Regions from separate parts of the Homo sapiens genome. Here region 2 is linked to region 1. Evidence: chromatin loops called from intact Hi-C (ENCODE). Cell type or tissue: K562. All regions are shown on one strand.

The links. Hi-C counts contacts between places; a loop is a spot of excess contacts. Peaks named below come from ENCODE experiments on the same cell type or tissue, not always from the same donor. Only the 100,000 strongest peaks of a DNase experiment are listed, where the experiment ranks them.
Region 2: it touches region 1 in a loop (2.3-fold over the local background); 3 of 110 quality-filtered maps call a loop at or near these places.

The regions. Positions count from the first base shown.
Region 1 is chr12:106,838,458-106,846,457 of GRCh38, forward strand. RIC8B (RIC8 guanine nucleotide exchange factor B) reads left to right here. Exons shown (of 10, transcript NM_001330145.2): 5 at 4,132-4,360; 6 at 5,395-5,490. Among named protein-coding and RNA genes, the nearest start is that of RIC8B, 68 kb to the left of the region's middle. In K562, a CTCF peak has its summit at 3,447 (motif pointing left); DNase peaks (open chromatin) are centred at 1,944 and 3,464; H3K4me3 peaks cover 397 bases.
Region 2 is chr12:106,596,555-106,604,554 of GRCh38, forward strand. The region is part of intron 1 of RFX4 (regulatory factor X4); the gene reads left to right. All of the region lies in intron 1 of LOC100287944 (a long non-coding RNA gene), which reads right to left. Among named protein-coding and RNA genes, the nearest start is that of RFX4, 18 kb to the left of the region's middle. RefSeq lists a silencer at 4,477-4,771. In K562, no CTCF peak of the experiment used is centred here; a DNase peak (open chromatin) is centred at 4,587; H3K27me3 peaks cover 2,618 bases.

The DNA of each region.
Region 1 (8,000 bases):
AACTTGAGAGGTTGAGGCTGTAATGAGCTGTGATCACACTACTGCATTCTAACCTAAGCAACAGAACAATACCCTGTCAAAAAAAAAAAAAAAAGAGGGAGGAGGAGCAGGAGGAGCAGGAGCAGGAGACGTGAGAGAAAAAGCTTACGGACATTGGTCTTGGCAATGATTTCTTGGGTATGACACCAAAAGCACAGGCAACAAAAGCAAATATAGACAAGTAGAATTACATGAAACTAGAAAACTTCTGCACAGCAAAGGAAACAGTCAACAAAATGAAAAGGCAGCTTAAGAAATGGGAGAAAGTATTTTCAATCCATATACCTCAAGAGGTTAATATCTAAAACCTATTAAAAAACTCTTAATAGCCAAAAAAAAAACCTGATTTTAAAATGGGCAAAGAACCTGAATAGACATTTAACCAACGAAGACATGCAAACAGACAACAGGTACATGAAAAGGTACTTAACATCACTAATGCAAATCAAAACCTCAGTATCACCTCATACCTTGTTAGAAGGGTTATTCCAAAAAAAAAAAAAAAACCTCAAAAAACAAAAGATAATCGATGGTAAGGATGTGAAGAAAAGGAAATCTTTTTACACTGTTGGTGGGAATGTAAATTAGTATAGCCATTATGGAAAACAGTGTGGAGTTTTCTCAAAAGATGAAAAATAGAATTATTTGATTCAGCAATCACGCTTCTGGGAGTATATCCAAAGGAAATAAAATCACTGTTTCACAGAGATATCTGCATTTTCATCACATGGTCCTTACAGCACTGTTCACAATAGCCAAGATACTGAAACAACCTAAATGTCTATCAGTCAGATGAATGGATAAAATGTGCGTATATATGTATACACACACAGAGCAGAATCAGTAGAGTATTATTCAGCCTTTAAAAAAAGAAGGAAATCCCATCACTTGGAACAACATGGGTGGATCTGGAGGGCATTATGATAAGTGAAATAAACCAGGCACAGGACAAATACTCCATGATCCCACTTTTATGAGGAGTTTAAAATAGTGAAGCTTGTAGAACTAGATAGTAGAATAGTGGTTATCTGGGGCTGGGGAGAGGAGTAAATGGGGAGGTGTCAGTCAAAAGATACAAAGTTTTAGTTATGCAAGATAAGGTCTGGAGATCTCCTGTGTAGCAGAGCCTATAGTTAGCAATACTGTATTGTATACTTAGAATGTTGCTAAGGGAATAGGTCTTACGTTAAGTGCTCTTACCACAAAAGAAAAAAATACTTTTCAAAGATTTTGAGGGGTTTGGGTGCAGTGGCTCACGCCTGTAATTCCAGCACTTTGGGAAGCCATGGCAGGAAGATTGCTTGAGCCCAGGAGTTTGAGACCAGCTTGGGGAGCATAGTGAGACCTTGTCTCTACTAAAAATTAAAAAATTAGCAAGGGGCATGGTGGCGTGTGCGTGTGGTCCCAGCTACTCAGGAGGCTGAGGTGGGAGGATCATTTGAGCCCGGGAAGTCAAGGCTGCAGTGAGCCATGATCATGCCACTGCACTCTGGCCTGGGCAAGAGACTCTATCTCAAAAACAATTTTTTTTAATGAATAAAGAGGGCAAAAGGAAAATCTTTTGGAGATTTTAAGATTCGTTTACATAGACTTTACAGCCTTGAAAAAAGATATGTAAGCCCCAAATATAAAGAAGATACATTTGACCAGCAAGATTTATTAACAGCTATGGATCTACGTGTGCCATATCATGTTCTTCAGTGTAATTTCATGTTTTTGTCCAGCGATTCACAGAGGACTAGATTTTAGATTGCCTTTCCTCTCCCACAACTGACAAGGCTTTAATCAGGGCATTAAGGAGTTCTAAATAGGTCTTGCTTTTGAATCTGCATATCAGGAGGGGGCTGGGAGCATGAGCGGGAGGATGTCATGTCTCAGTGATTAATGATCTCTAGGAAGCTGAAAAGGGGAGTGTAATATACACAGTATTTCTACCCCCTGGAGTAGGAATGCAAACACTATTGTGCAGATCTGTGCATAGTCACTGACTTCCTGGTAGCTGGAGAATTTCATACACTCTTCTACCACAAATAAAACTGTCAGAGAAGTGACAGAGCTCAAAAAGCTGGCCTTCCTTACTTAAAAAGAATAGCTCAAACACAGTGAGCCAGAAAAATTAATTTTGTAGTTGTTTGGAAACCAAGTTGTTAAATAAGAAATAAGAAAATGGGAACTTTTCTTGAAAAGCCTAAAACCTCCAAATATTTGTTGAATCAAACTCTACATTTGGTTTCTTAAATTTACTGAATTCCTGGAAACTGCTTACTTTAAACGAATTTAAAGGGGAAACATTCCTTTGTAATGAAATGACCCATCTGAAACTTTTCAATCTGGTCTCTGGTAGGTTCAGAGCATCATACGGTCAGTGTATTTAAGAGCCTATTGCCTGATGTTTAGGGAAAAAATCATAACATTTCAGAATGGCTTGTATACAGTTTTTGAAAATAATTCTAAGGTAGAGTTATTTCCCCCCTTTTATTCTCAATGAATCTATGGTATTATTTAGTAACAATTTCTAAGTGCTTAAGATAGAAGCAAAACGTTCTGAACTATAGATAAGATAAACTACAGATATTTGCAAAAAAAAGTTTTAAGAGAAAGTTTTGGGGAAAGCTTATATTTCAGCCACCTTTGATTATTTACCAATAACCAAATATAGAGATTTTGTGCATAACACCAGTAGCAGCAGCAGTATTTGGTTTTAGTGAGGGCAATCAAATAACTTGTATTTTACTAGGAACCATTTATTCATATGACTTGTTAAATTATTTTTTGCTCTTGATTCATTTTTTTGATGCCCTATACATTACCACTTTCTGTTCTGCATTGTCTAACTTTTCAACTGACTTGTTACTGGTTTTTATTTTTCCATAATATAAAAAGAAAGGAAATATTCATTCTTGGGGAAGTGGAGCACAATTCAGGGTAGAGGAAAGAAAAATTTTTGTATTTCTATTTCTTTGTTTTTCTGTTTGTTTTGCTTTATTTTTTAGGGTGTCACTATAATCTAAAGTAGAAGGAGCTACTGGTCTAAATTAAGATAGTATCAGATAGATTAAGCTCTAAATTTGGTTTCCAAGTGGTTGGACTTTTAAATTGCATTTGCAGGAGTTTATTTTTAGTCAGGATGTGGTTATTTTTAGATCTGCTTCTCTGTCACTAGGAAATAAAATGCCTGTCTTTCCATTGTTGATCAGGAAGTTCTAAGGCACAGGCATATAAGAGCCAGTTAGCCCAGAACACCACCACTCCTTTTAGATGAAAGAATATGAAATAACTCATGGAAGAAAATATGTTTGTTGAGAACATATCTAATTTTGAAATTGTTAGTGTCATTTTAATCTTTTGTACACTGAACAACAGAACAAGGTTTTTAGGGAATGCCAAAAATATAAGGTTTGGGTTCCCCCTACTGGTGTGCATCCCAGTCTCGTGTATTCATTAATACACAGCTGAAAGGCCTAGGGGCTAGAGATTAGAAATAGCTATATTAACTTCATTTAGAGACCTGATGATAAGAAAGAGAGAAAAAACTCCATTTCCCTTTTTCTGCATATGTCTTACAAAAATTGGGATGATTTTTAAATTGTATTTTCTACATTTAGAAAGAATAAAACTTAATTCTACCATATTTGGTTTATTGTTGTTGCTACTGATAAGCTGCTTATTTTCAGTGTTTCTCAAATGCTTTATGTTGTAATCTAAGGAATAATAAAACACCAGTGGATCCACAAAAGGATTTAAAATCCCAGGGAAGAAATGCAAAGCTAGCATTGTTGCCATAATAAAATTAAGGAGCTGGCATTAAAGCTCACTAATTCCTATTTTAGCATTTCAGAAAGTGACATGACATCATGTGATTGTGTCTGTCTATTCAACATTTGTTTTTTTTCTAATTTGTACAACATATATTTGAAACAGTTTTTTATTTCCTATCTCATAGTAAGTGTCAAGTGTCCATAATGGCTCATTTTTGGAAAAGAAATATTTTAATTGACTCTTAAAAGTCACTTTTGAACTTCTTATTATGTTTGCATTTTAAAGGACTATTCAATCAAGTTAAAATATTGTATTTTTTTAATTGCTTTTCAGCAATGCAGTCAACCTTTTAAGCAATGTTCCAGTCTCTTGTTTGGATGTTCTCATTTGTCCGTTAACCCATGAAGAAACAGCCCAAGAGGCAACGACTCTAGATGAACTGCCCAGTAATAAAACAGCTGAGAAAGAAACAGTTTTGAAAAACAATACCATGGTATACAATGGTATGAATATGGAGGCCATTCATGTTTTACTGAATTTTATGGAGAAGAGAATAGACAAGGTAAGGCTGATAAAATGGAAGCCCTGGGAAGATGCTTCCAAAGAATGTAAATGTGCCATACATACAGACACACATCACAGAGCATGATTTTTAAATCTAAGCTTTTTTTCTGACTGATGTGCTGCATAATTGTTTTTACTTTGGAAAGCAGTTTATTACAATATATGATAAATTGCTGAAGCCATGTTAATTTATTTGTTTAATGCTGAAAATTATGTTCATGCAACACCAAAATTATGACTAGTGCTTGAAAACAAAGGAAAAAGTAATTACTGTTCCATTTTGTTACTTTGTGAGTCCTAGAAATAAAAAATATCCCCCCAAAAACTTGCTAAATACTCTTCATAATACCTAAAAGACATCTTCCCAAAAAAAAGAAAAAAGAAGACCTTGTCAATTTCCCATTTGTTGTGAGCTGTTTATACATTCTCTGGTCTATCACTCACTTTGTCAGGTATCTGTATTAAAAGGCAGCAAGGTAGCATAGTCCAGTCACCAAAATTTTGCTTCATTCAAGCCCTTTGGCTAAGCCCATGGGAATCCTAGAAAATGTAGGAACATCCAGGAAGGACCAAAAAAGGCAATAGTAAACATGAAGATGATAAAATGGAAATGTTTTTAGGAAAAGAATTTTTAAAATAGTTTGTAAGCTTAGGTAACATAAGATGTCCCCACCTCGTGGATCACGAGGTCAGGAGATCGAGACCATCCTGGCTAACATGGTGAAACCCCATCTCTACTAAAAGTACAAAAAATTAGCCAGGTGTGGTGGTGGGCACCTGTAGTCCCAGCTACTCAGGAGGCTGAGGCAGGAGAATGGCGTGAACCCGGGAGGTGGAGCTTGCAGTGAGCCGAGATTGCGCCGCTGCACTCCAGCCTGGGCAACAGAGGGAGACTCCCTCTCCCAAAAAAAAAAAAAAAAAAAAAGTCCCCACCTCAAAAACAAATTGATATCCTCAGTTACATGAAGGAAAGTAATACTGTTAGAAACAAAACTAACGTATTTCAAAAACATATGGTTTTTTTTTTTATAGGGAAGCAGCTATAGAGAGGGTCTAACTCCAGTTCTCAGCTTATTAACCGAATGTTCCCGAGCCCATCGAAACATCCGAAAATTTCTCAAAGATCAGGTAACTGCTTAATGCATATTACATTGCAAAGTTAGTCTTTTTATGTGCATTTTAAACATAGAATTAATTGAATTTTCTCACAATGATTTTGTTTCAGATAATCAGAAACTCAGTCTTAATCTTTGAAATCTTCTTAATCAAGAAGTGTGTATTTTTTGAGTCATTCATTCAGCAAATGCTACCGAGATCTGCTGTGTGTGCTGTGTTTTGGGCATTGAACAACAGATGAAGTCTTTCCCCTTGGGAAGTTTATTTTGTAGAGAGGGGGACAAAAAGTAAACAAATTTAAAATATAATGGCAGGTGGTGATAAGCATTCTGAAGAAAGGTAAAGCATTTTAAGAGAGAGGAGACACTTTAAGGGAACAAGGGAGGACCTCTCTGAGATGACATTTGAACAGAAAGGTGGAAAAGTAAGAGTATCTCTGAGAATGATTGGAAAGGAATGTCCCTGAGAGAACAAGTTCACAATCCCTGAGACAAGAGGATGCTTTGGTACACTTAAGGAAAAGCAAGAAGGCCTGTGTGACTAGGCCACAATATGCAAGGGGGAGAGTGGTAGATAAAGAGAGGTAACAAGAGCCAGATACAGCAGGCGGTGTAGGACTTTCCATTCTCTTCTAAGTGAGATGAGAAGATATTGGAGTGTTTTAAGAGGGGAAGTGATGTGACCTTATTTATGCTTAAAGATATCCTGGCTACTATTTGTAAGATTGACATAGTGGAGCACAAATGGATGCAAGGAGACAAGTCCAAAAGATAACTGATGTTGCATGTTTGGAGTAGGATGGTAGTGGTTAGAGTTCATACTTGGGGATATGTTTTAAATATTTTAATATGTCTTAAAAGTAGCTCACAGAACTTGCTGATAGATTGGAGTATGGGTTGAAAAAGAAAAAATAAGGGTGATTTTTAAACTTTCAGATTATATCTTAGACTACAAGTGTAAGACTTTGATTGTAACAATACCTGAAACTAGCCTCCTCTAAAATCCCAATTTCAAGCACCTTCTCTTATTTAGTACCCTCAATCCAACATTCTTTCTTCCTCGGAGGATTGTCAGTCTGTCATTTTTTCCCACTGTTCTTCACTCACTTGTGCCTTCTCTCCTTACCCAGGCTAGATTCCACCTGAGGTTCATTACTATAATCACTCCTTTCCATACATCTCTAACTAGCACCTTGTGCGCTCCCTCAGTCGTACTCACCTGGCAAAACCTAACAAACTGGCTAACTCCAGCTTTCTTCCTACTCTGGGTCTCCACCAAGCACTTGAACATGATAAGAGAAAATGACACAACCATTTTGACGAGTCTACTTTAAATTTAAGACCACCAGCCCCAACCGGTTCCTTAGCAAACTCCAAGATGACTATTTCACAGCTTTTCTTCACACCTCCAATGCTTACTGCCCTCTCCTCACTCTCATTTCTTGACTTTGTTTCCTGTTTCATCATGAAATTAAGAAAAAACTTTATCTTTCCACCATTGCATCTGCTATCTGTCTGCATCTATACTGCCATATCCCTTGTATTCCCATCTGTCACAATGGATGAATCATTGCTACTTCTGTGGCCAGCATTTGTCCTGGATCTCTTTCTCTCTCATTAACTTTGCACCTGCATTTATTTCCCCTCTCTCTCTTCTTATATTAATCATTTTAAAAAATGTATTGGATCATTTATCAGCACCCAAACACATCTTTCATCTTAAAAACAAAAACACCTTCCCTTATCCCACTTCTCAAGCTGCCTTTCTATTTCTATGCTCCTCTTTATGCAGTGTCCTCAGAAGAGTTCTCTGTACTCACTCTCTCTATTCTTTTTACTCGTTTTTGACTCCTAAACCCTCTGTAGGCTACATGCCTTCCGCCCCACTGCAAAGGTGTTTATCAGAGTCACCAACTCAACTTTGCCAAAGCTAATAGTTCTCAAGTCTCTTTTTTTAAATTCTCCAATAGAATTTGATGTAAGTATTCCCTCCTCCTTGAAATACTTTCTTCACTTGGTTTCTAGGACACAATAGAGAACCTCTTTGTTGATCTTCCTCGTTTTCCTAACCCTAAATGTTTGAGTGCCCCGAGGCAATACTATCTTGTCTCTATCTCTGCTGCCATGGTGATCTCATTCAAGAGTCATGGTTTTGAAAATCATCCATATATGCTGATGACTCTCAAATTTATATCTCCAGCCCTGACCTGTCACCTAAGCTCTAGACTTATACAGTGAACTGCCGACTCATCTCCTCCTCTTGGATGTATAGTAGGTATCTCAAGTTTAACATACCTCAAACTAATATCTTGATTTTCATCCCTCCAACCTATTTCTTCCCCTTCTTTCCACATTTCAATACGTGGTACCACCATTCACCCAATTGTTCATTTATCACTACATAGAATCTCCCCTAATAAATGAACCAGATTCATTTTTTCCCTCTGTATTTATGGTCAAGATTTAGTAAGCACCTTACTGTATCTAGAAACACTAATAGGTAGTGCTGATAAGGAGAGATTA
Region 2 (8,000 bases), 240 kb before region 1:
TTGGAAGGATCATTCATTCCCATTGTACACCTGGTAAAACCAGTAAGATTCGGTCACATGCATTGGTCTGTACAGCAACTGAGTATCCAAACTGAGGTTTGTTGTTCCAAAGCTGATCCTGCTTTGTTTAAACCAGGCCACCTATATCTCAATTAAAAACTTATAAGAAAGTGTATTTTTCATTCCGATTTTATATGGTTATTTGGAGCTTTTCCTTTTTCAAGAGTTTTGCCTGTGTAATTTTTATCTGTGTTTAGCACAGTACATAGCATCTGCTAGAGTGGCTTGCACATAGTTAGTGCTTAATAAATGTTTATTTAATATATAAATCAATCCATTTTTAATATTACAAAGGATGCTGCATCTCTTTCCTTACTTTCTAGGAAGCCTGGCCCAAGGGCCCCTGCAAACTTGTTTGTGCCTGATAAATTACAAACTTGTTTGTACCTGATAAATTACAGATTAACTAACACTCTTTGGATCCCTTACTATGTGCTAGGCACAGTGTGAGTGCTTCATTCATTCATTTCTTTCCCTCCCTCCTTTCTGTCCTTTCCTCCACTTCTATTGATCTGCTATTCTGGGCCAAGGGCTGTCCTAAATACAACGAATAGTGGGTGAATAAAGTACAATCAGCACTTAAGGAGCTTATATTATTTCTTCTAATCCTCATAATAACCTCATGGGGTAGTTTTTTTTTTTAATAGGAAGGAAATTGAGGCCCATGAGGTTAAGTAATTTGCCCAGGGTTGCAGAGCTTACTTAGTCAATTGTAAGGGGAGGATTAGAATTAGTGTCTTTCTGGCGTCCAAGGCCAAGTTCTTTTAATTGTATTGGGAGATCCAAGAATCAAACAGGAAAGGTGATTTCAGGTACAGACTAAGGTGGGATGCCTTAGAGGTGGGCCTGATACATTCGCTAAGACATACAATGCTTAAATCATGTAGGCACCTGATGTGCCTTATTAACTCAATTCTTACATAAACCCTGTGAGCTGTTACTGATACTACTCCGTTTTACAGATGAAGAACCGAAGGCTCAAGGAGGTTGAGTCCCTTGCCTTAAGGTCACAGAGCAAAGAAGTCAGAATTGAATCTAGCAGTTTGGCTCGCCAGTCCATGGTCTTAACTATTATACTGACATTAAAAACAATAACATGGCCAGGTGTGGTGGCTGAAACCTATAATCCCAGTGCTTTGGAAGGCTGAGGTGAGAGAATCACTTGAACCCTGGAATTTGAGGCTGTGGTGAGCTATGATGGTGCCACTGCATCCCAGCCTAGGCAACAGAGCAAGATCCCATCTCTAAAAAAAGGTGGTTGGGATGGGGGTGCAAAAATAAAAAAGAAAAAGAGGAAAAAGGGTGCCTCTGTCAAAAACAAACTATTGGGATTACGGTTTTTCTGTGTGGCTAGAACTTGCTCTGGTCCAGGTAGTATTCTATGTGCTTTCTGTGCATTTGTTCACCTAAATCTCACACTATTAAGATGAGGTAGACAGATTATTATTATCCGTATTATGCATAAGGAGACACTGAGGTTTGAAGAAGTTAATTTGCCTTGATTCATTGCGCTAGTAAGTATTAAGCCTAGAATTCAGAAAATTCATTGGTAATTAGTCACTAATCCCACCTGGTAACTTTTCCTTCTTCTAAGTGACTCTCAGGAAATGATTCAAAACAAAGAAAAAATGATATGCACCAAGTCGTTTATTGAAACATTATGGAAAATGGAAACACTTGCTCAATGGAACGTTTGGCATCTTTCAAACAATGATGAATATGAAGACTGTAGTGACCTAGGAAAAATCTGCATAATAATAGAACATTAAGAGAAAAACGAATGGAAATGCTATGTTTGCTAGAGTTACAGTTCTCTTACGTGCACTTATAGATATGAGACTTGCGACCAACACACACAAAAAAAGAAAAGAAAGGTAGTTACCGGGTTAGAGTGGTGGGATTGTGGGAAAATATGTTTCTCTTTTCAATATTTTAAAATGTAATTTCTGCAGTAGACTTACAGGAAAGAAAAAAGCATTTTGCCTAGGAGAAGGGTGTTTTGGTGGCTTACCTCAAAAGTTCAGGCTGGGTTAAAATCTATTTGGCTTCTGTAGCCAGGAGTGCCTGGCTCCTGAGCTTTTGGGGGAATTCACATCCCCAAACAGAGCAGGAGAGGTAAAAATAAAATAAAAACCCAAAAGTAGAAAAGGCAATGATGTCAAGGATGGAATAATATCAGATGCCGTGCAGAGCGAGTAGCCTTGGCCTCAATGATTCTTTTCCTAATTTTATGTTTTAATAATATTGTTATAGTAGAAATAGAAACAAAGAAAAAAGTCTGCTAACATTAAGTAGTAGTAGGTACACCCTTCCCCAGAAGTTGAGGGAAAATGAAATTTTTACAACCTGGTTATGCAATAATGTACATTAATGCTAGTGTTCCCAGGGATATTTTCAGAGCCGAGATCTGCTTTTACATTGAATTTATCTTCAACAGGAGATGGCACTGAACACCTTAGGTTGAATTTTCTCTAGTTTCTGAAGACTCTTGGTGAGTTCATGATCTCTGAACAAACGGCATTTGTGCATCGTTGGGAGTTTCCTCGTTCTTTTTTTTTTCCTCCTCGTTGTTTTTTTTTTTTTCTTGTACATTGCAGGCAATGACCCTTAGTTAATTTCCTTGCCCACTTTAGAGTTTTACATATTGAGTTTCCCTAAAGTGGGAAAGGGCAGCCACATTATTGAGCACCTATTGTACAATTGGTGTTATGTTAGACACAGCTTAGAATTCACAATGAGACTTTAATGTATATATAATTACGAGTATATAACCACAGGTGAGTAGTTAGGTTCGAGTCAGATTCAAATCCCTGCTCAGCAGCTTAACAACTGTGTGATCTTGGGCAAGTCATCGCTGTGATGATGATGATGATGATGATGATGATGATGATGATGAAGGTGATGGTGCTTGTGTTGGGAAGCCATATTCCAGGAGAATGATATTAGCGTCATCTCAGGCTCACCTGTGTCCTATTGTGATTGAGACTCCAGCTGATGAGGAGGAGACATAGAGCCAGTGATCACATGGATTGGCTGGGGAGTGAACACAGTTAACTGGAAAGAGTTCTTATCTTTTCTCCACTACATTCTTTTTTTTTAAACAAATTACTTCATCCCTCCAGTTCAGGTCTCTAAGACATAATGAGCCTCTAGCGGCCTCCTACAGAGGGGGACAAGTAAGTCTCGGTTTGCCTGGCTCAATCCTGGTTTATGCATGTGATCCTGGCAAAATTATTAATAATATTGCTTTTCAATCTCAAAATGTTCAGGTTTGGATGATAAGGGATACGGTCACCCTTACTCCGTGGCCTCCTCTTCCATTCTCTCCCCTCTAAAATATGTTTAGCAGCACCAGATGGAGCTGCCCACAGAACTGCTTTGCTTATGCCCCACTCTACTCAAAAACTTTATGAGCTTCTCAACCACCTACTGAATACAATCTAGACTCCTTAACCCAGCATTGAGTACAGAAGCAAGGCTTATGTATGTGCATCTCCTATAGCATCTCATAAAGTGCTCATCAAGCAGGATAATATCAGGAAACACGTGTTGATACCTGAATCAATGTGTGTAGTCATGCTCAGGCTGCTTGTCAGTTTCTTGAAAGCATCTTTCTTCTGCCTGCTTCAAGAACTTCGCACATGCTGTTCCTTCTGCCAGGAACACGCTTCCTCCCTCTCTACCTGGTTCATGCCTTCGCATTCTTTAGCTGCCAGTTTAATGCTGCTTCCTCCAAGAAGCTTCCTAACTCCCCCAGATTAGACCCAACCCCCCTTTTTTTCTCTCGCGTGGCACTCTTGGTAATTGCATCTCTGTTTGTATGATTATTTATAGTTGACCACACTAAACTCTAATCTTCCAAAAAGAACTGTCTATCGAGGCTGTGTCCCTCCTGTGTAGCCAGCCCCTGGTGCATGGTATCCCATAAATAGTTGCCAAATGCAGACAGGGATGAATGAATGTGGGTTACCCTTTCTGAGCCAGTGCAGTCCGCATCACCTGTTTAAAGTCCTCCAATAGCTTCTTAGCGCACTTGGAATAAATGTGAAGTTCCTAGGAGGGTCTGCGAGTCCCTACATACTTTGGATTCTTCCCAACTTTCTACCTCATTTCCTGCTGCTCTCCCCACCTCCCGCTTCGTCATGCTGGCCTCCTGGCTCCTCCTCACACACCCAAGCCCACCCAGGCCCTTGCACTCCAACATCACCTCCTCAGAGAGGCCTTCAGTGTCCCCACTGCCCAAAAAGCACCCCCACCTCTCTTGATCTCCCATTCTATGGCTTTATTTTCTTCATAACACTCACTTTCTGCTGTCTTCTTGCTAATTTGTCTCTGTCTCCGCCACAGAATATAAGCTCTCTGAGAGCAGAGACCTTGTCTGCCATGTTGATCACTAGCTGCTCAGAGCCTGTCAAACAGTAGGTTCTAAATCAATATTTGGTAAATGAGGGAAGGAATGAAAGCAGAGGCAGGGCAGGGCCCCTTCCTGGAACCCAGCAGCCCCTGGGGCAGGACCTGTGGCGTTGCCATGGCAACCCACTGACCTGAGCCACCCCCTGGAGAGGCCACAGCTGCTGGCTTCCTGGGCTTCTCCAAACTCCTGTGTGTCGCCACTGCCACCGGCAGGGAGCCAGGAGAGAGACAGAAAGGGGCTGAGACAGAATGATCAAAAGGAGAGCCCACCCTGGTGCGGGAGGCGACAGGACCAGGCCTCGACGGCGCCGTTCCACTGGTAATGACCAGGGCCCAGGGACAGGAGACTGGGGTGGGCCTGGCACCCTCAGGGGGAACTGGGGCCAGGCCCGCCTTGGTAGCTGTGAGTGTGGCATGTCAACTCTTTTATGTAGCGTTTCTGGAGCTGCAATTTCCTAAAATAGGCCTCAGCACAGTGCCCTGAGAGACTGTTGATATAGTGTGAATAATGGCCTCTATTAAATCCCGGTGACACTTTTTAAGTCAGGCAGCGTTTTCTGCAGGTATTGCATAAGTCAGGACCTCCCTGTTCTCATCCAGTGCCTCAGGAACAAAACTCAGCGTGTTCACTTCTCCACTGCTTGAACACCACGGCTGGCTCCCAGCTGCCTGCAGGCTTCGCGGCCTGGTGGGCCCGGCGGGCAAGGCCTTTGCAATCTGCTCCTAACGGACTCTTCCACCTGTCTCCCACCACTGGGAGTCACAGGTCGGCGAACTCTTCACCTTTCCCAGAACCACCAGGCCTTTCACAGCTTTGTGCCTTTGTCCTGAAGGCAGCCCTCCTGCCTGAAATGCCCTGCTTCCCTCCTTGGTCTGGCAGGTGCTGAATCCTTTAAGGACCAGCTGAAATGCCACCCCCTCTGTGAAGCAGCCAGGCTTTCCTCTCCATGGAAGCTCTCCTCTCTATGCCCCACAGCATCTTATTATAATACCAAACACTCCTGGTACCTGCTTGCTTGTAGAGGCAGTGTGGGCAGTGTGGGCATGAGGGCAGTGAGTGCACCCCAGCCTCGGAGTCAGGCAGACCTGACCTAGCTCAGCCATCAACTAGCTTCTCTGGATCTGAGTTTCATTCTTGCAAATCAAAGTTAGTCAAGTCTCTGCTTCAGTTGCTGCGAGCAACAGAGATGAAGCATGTGGAGCGGGGCAACCAGCCCTGGAGGTTACTCAATAAATGCCAGACATCACCATTAGGCATCTGTCCCTGTCACTCAGCCGTGAGTTCCTGGTGGATAGAAACCATGCCTTCCTCATTTTTCTATGGCCCTTAAAGCCAAACACACTAAGTGCCTTACCTTTATAATTCCAGTTAATCTTTGAAGAAATCAGGTAGGTAGGAATTTAGGACAATTTAGGAACCATCCCAATGTTACATAACTAGTAAGTGGCCAGGCTGGGATTTGAAATCCAGTCAGATTTGAGCTCCAAACCCCACATTCTCCCAAGCCCGTCTCTGTCTTCTCTTTCATGTTGCACCACCTCCCCGTCAGTCACTCTGCATCAGCCACCTGAGCCTTCTTGCCATTCCTCAAACAAGTCAAGCATGATCTTTCCTGGGGTTGGGGGTAACCTTCGCCCTTGTGGTCCCCTCTCTCTGAATCTTGGGAAACCTTGCTCCCTCACTAAACTCAGTGTCTGCTCATAGGCTCTTTCTTCCCAGAGGCCTTTCTGGTGGAGAATCCCCCCTCCTTGTCTCTCATTCTCTATTCTTTTCTTCCTTTACTTTTCTTCATCACAAGCATCGCTACAGCTATGTGCCCAGTACTGTACTAGGCTCTTGGGGACAAGGTACTGAACAAGATAGACAAGGTCATTCGAACTTACATGTTAAGGGTGGGAAAAATAAGTGATTTAAAGAAATGGAATAAACAAAAAAACCCAAGATACTTTTAGGTCTTGAGACGCTAGTCCACCAGAGATATCCTGTGTAATATATGTGTGTCCTGTTGAATAGCTTTTGTTCATCCCCTCTGTTTGAACATCGAAGGCACTTGATAATTATTGGAAAATGAATAAATGGATGCAGGGATAATCTAAGAGGTTGCTGTCAGTGTGTGCTATAAACTTCAAGGATTACCTGGCTCTTGATAACCGTCTTAATAGGCCCTCCCTGCCAGGTCAATATGGGTTTGTGAGGCACCACTCTGAACCTTGAACTGCCTTGGACGTGCCATGTCCCTGATGCGGCTACTTCTGGGTTATTCTTTGCTGCTGTAAAGAGAATGAAGCCTTGTAGAAAACATGATAACTATATATGGCTCTGCTCAACCTCATTATATGTACCCGAGAAAATAACTTCACATTGGGGTTTCCAAATCTTCAGTCCAAAGTGCAGAGGCATAAAGATCTTCCTCTAAGGTATGTGGGCTGAACTCCCTGAAAGTGAAAATCCATAGGCATTATCTGCCTCCTCCTTTCTGCCCATAATCCCAGATGAATCAGGGGAAGGGATGCTTCACAGCCCAGGAGCCTCTGCTCACGGCTGTAGGCAAATCCCGTTGGGCACTTAGCACAAGCTTGGTCCTTACTAACAGGTCAGATGATTTTTATAGATCAAGAATGAGGCAATTGGGAATAGGAAGTTATCCCAGTATGAACTGAACTCTCTTTCTCCTATGTCCCATGCAGTCCCCAGAACTCAGTACCAGTATTGCAGCATTGATCACAGTCTGCCTTCCTTTTAGAACTTTTGCTTCAAGCCTAACTTTCCATATCTATAAATAGAGATATGAAAACATAACATGTAATGTTGTTCTGGTCCCAATTTAGACAACATATGTGAAAATGGCTTCTATGGTACCTGCCACACAATAGGAGCTTAATAAAGTTTTTAGAAAAAGCATGCATTTATTGTGCGACATCTATGGAGCCAGCCACAGCGCCAGCCACTGGGTGTGAGATGATGGACAAAAATGACAGGGTCCCACTCTCATGAGCTCAGGGAGTAGCACGTGCCTTACTTTCTACTTGGTAACTAGAGGGCAGAAGCCAGTCTTATTCATGTTTATATCACTACAGCTTCTCTCTCTTTTTTTTTTTTTTTTTTTTTTGAGAATGGAGTCTCACTCTGTCACCCAGGCTGGAGTGCAGTGGTGCAATCTCGGCTCACTGCAACCTCTGCCTCCAGGGTTCAAGTGATTCTCCTGCCTCAGCCTCCTGCGTAGCTGGGATTACAGGCGTGTGCTGCCCACACCCGGCTAATTTTTGTATTTTTAGTAGAGACGGGGTTTCGCCATGTTGGCCAGGCTGGTCTTGAACTCCTGACCTCCGGTGATCAGCCCGCCTCAGCCTCCCAAAGTGCTGGGATTACAGGTGTGAGCCACCACACCTGGCCGCTACAGCTTCTCTTTAGCACAGCTTCTTGCATCTGGAAGGCACAAAATAAATGTGTGTTGAATTTTGCTTTATTTGGAAAATCGCCTTTGATATGTTATACTTTTCCATGCCTTATGTGGTTAAAAAAAAAA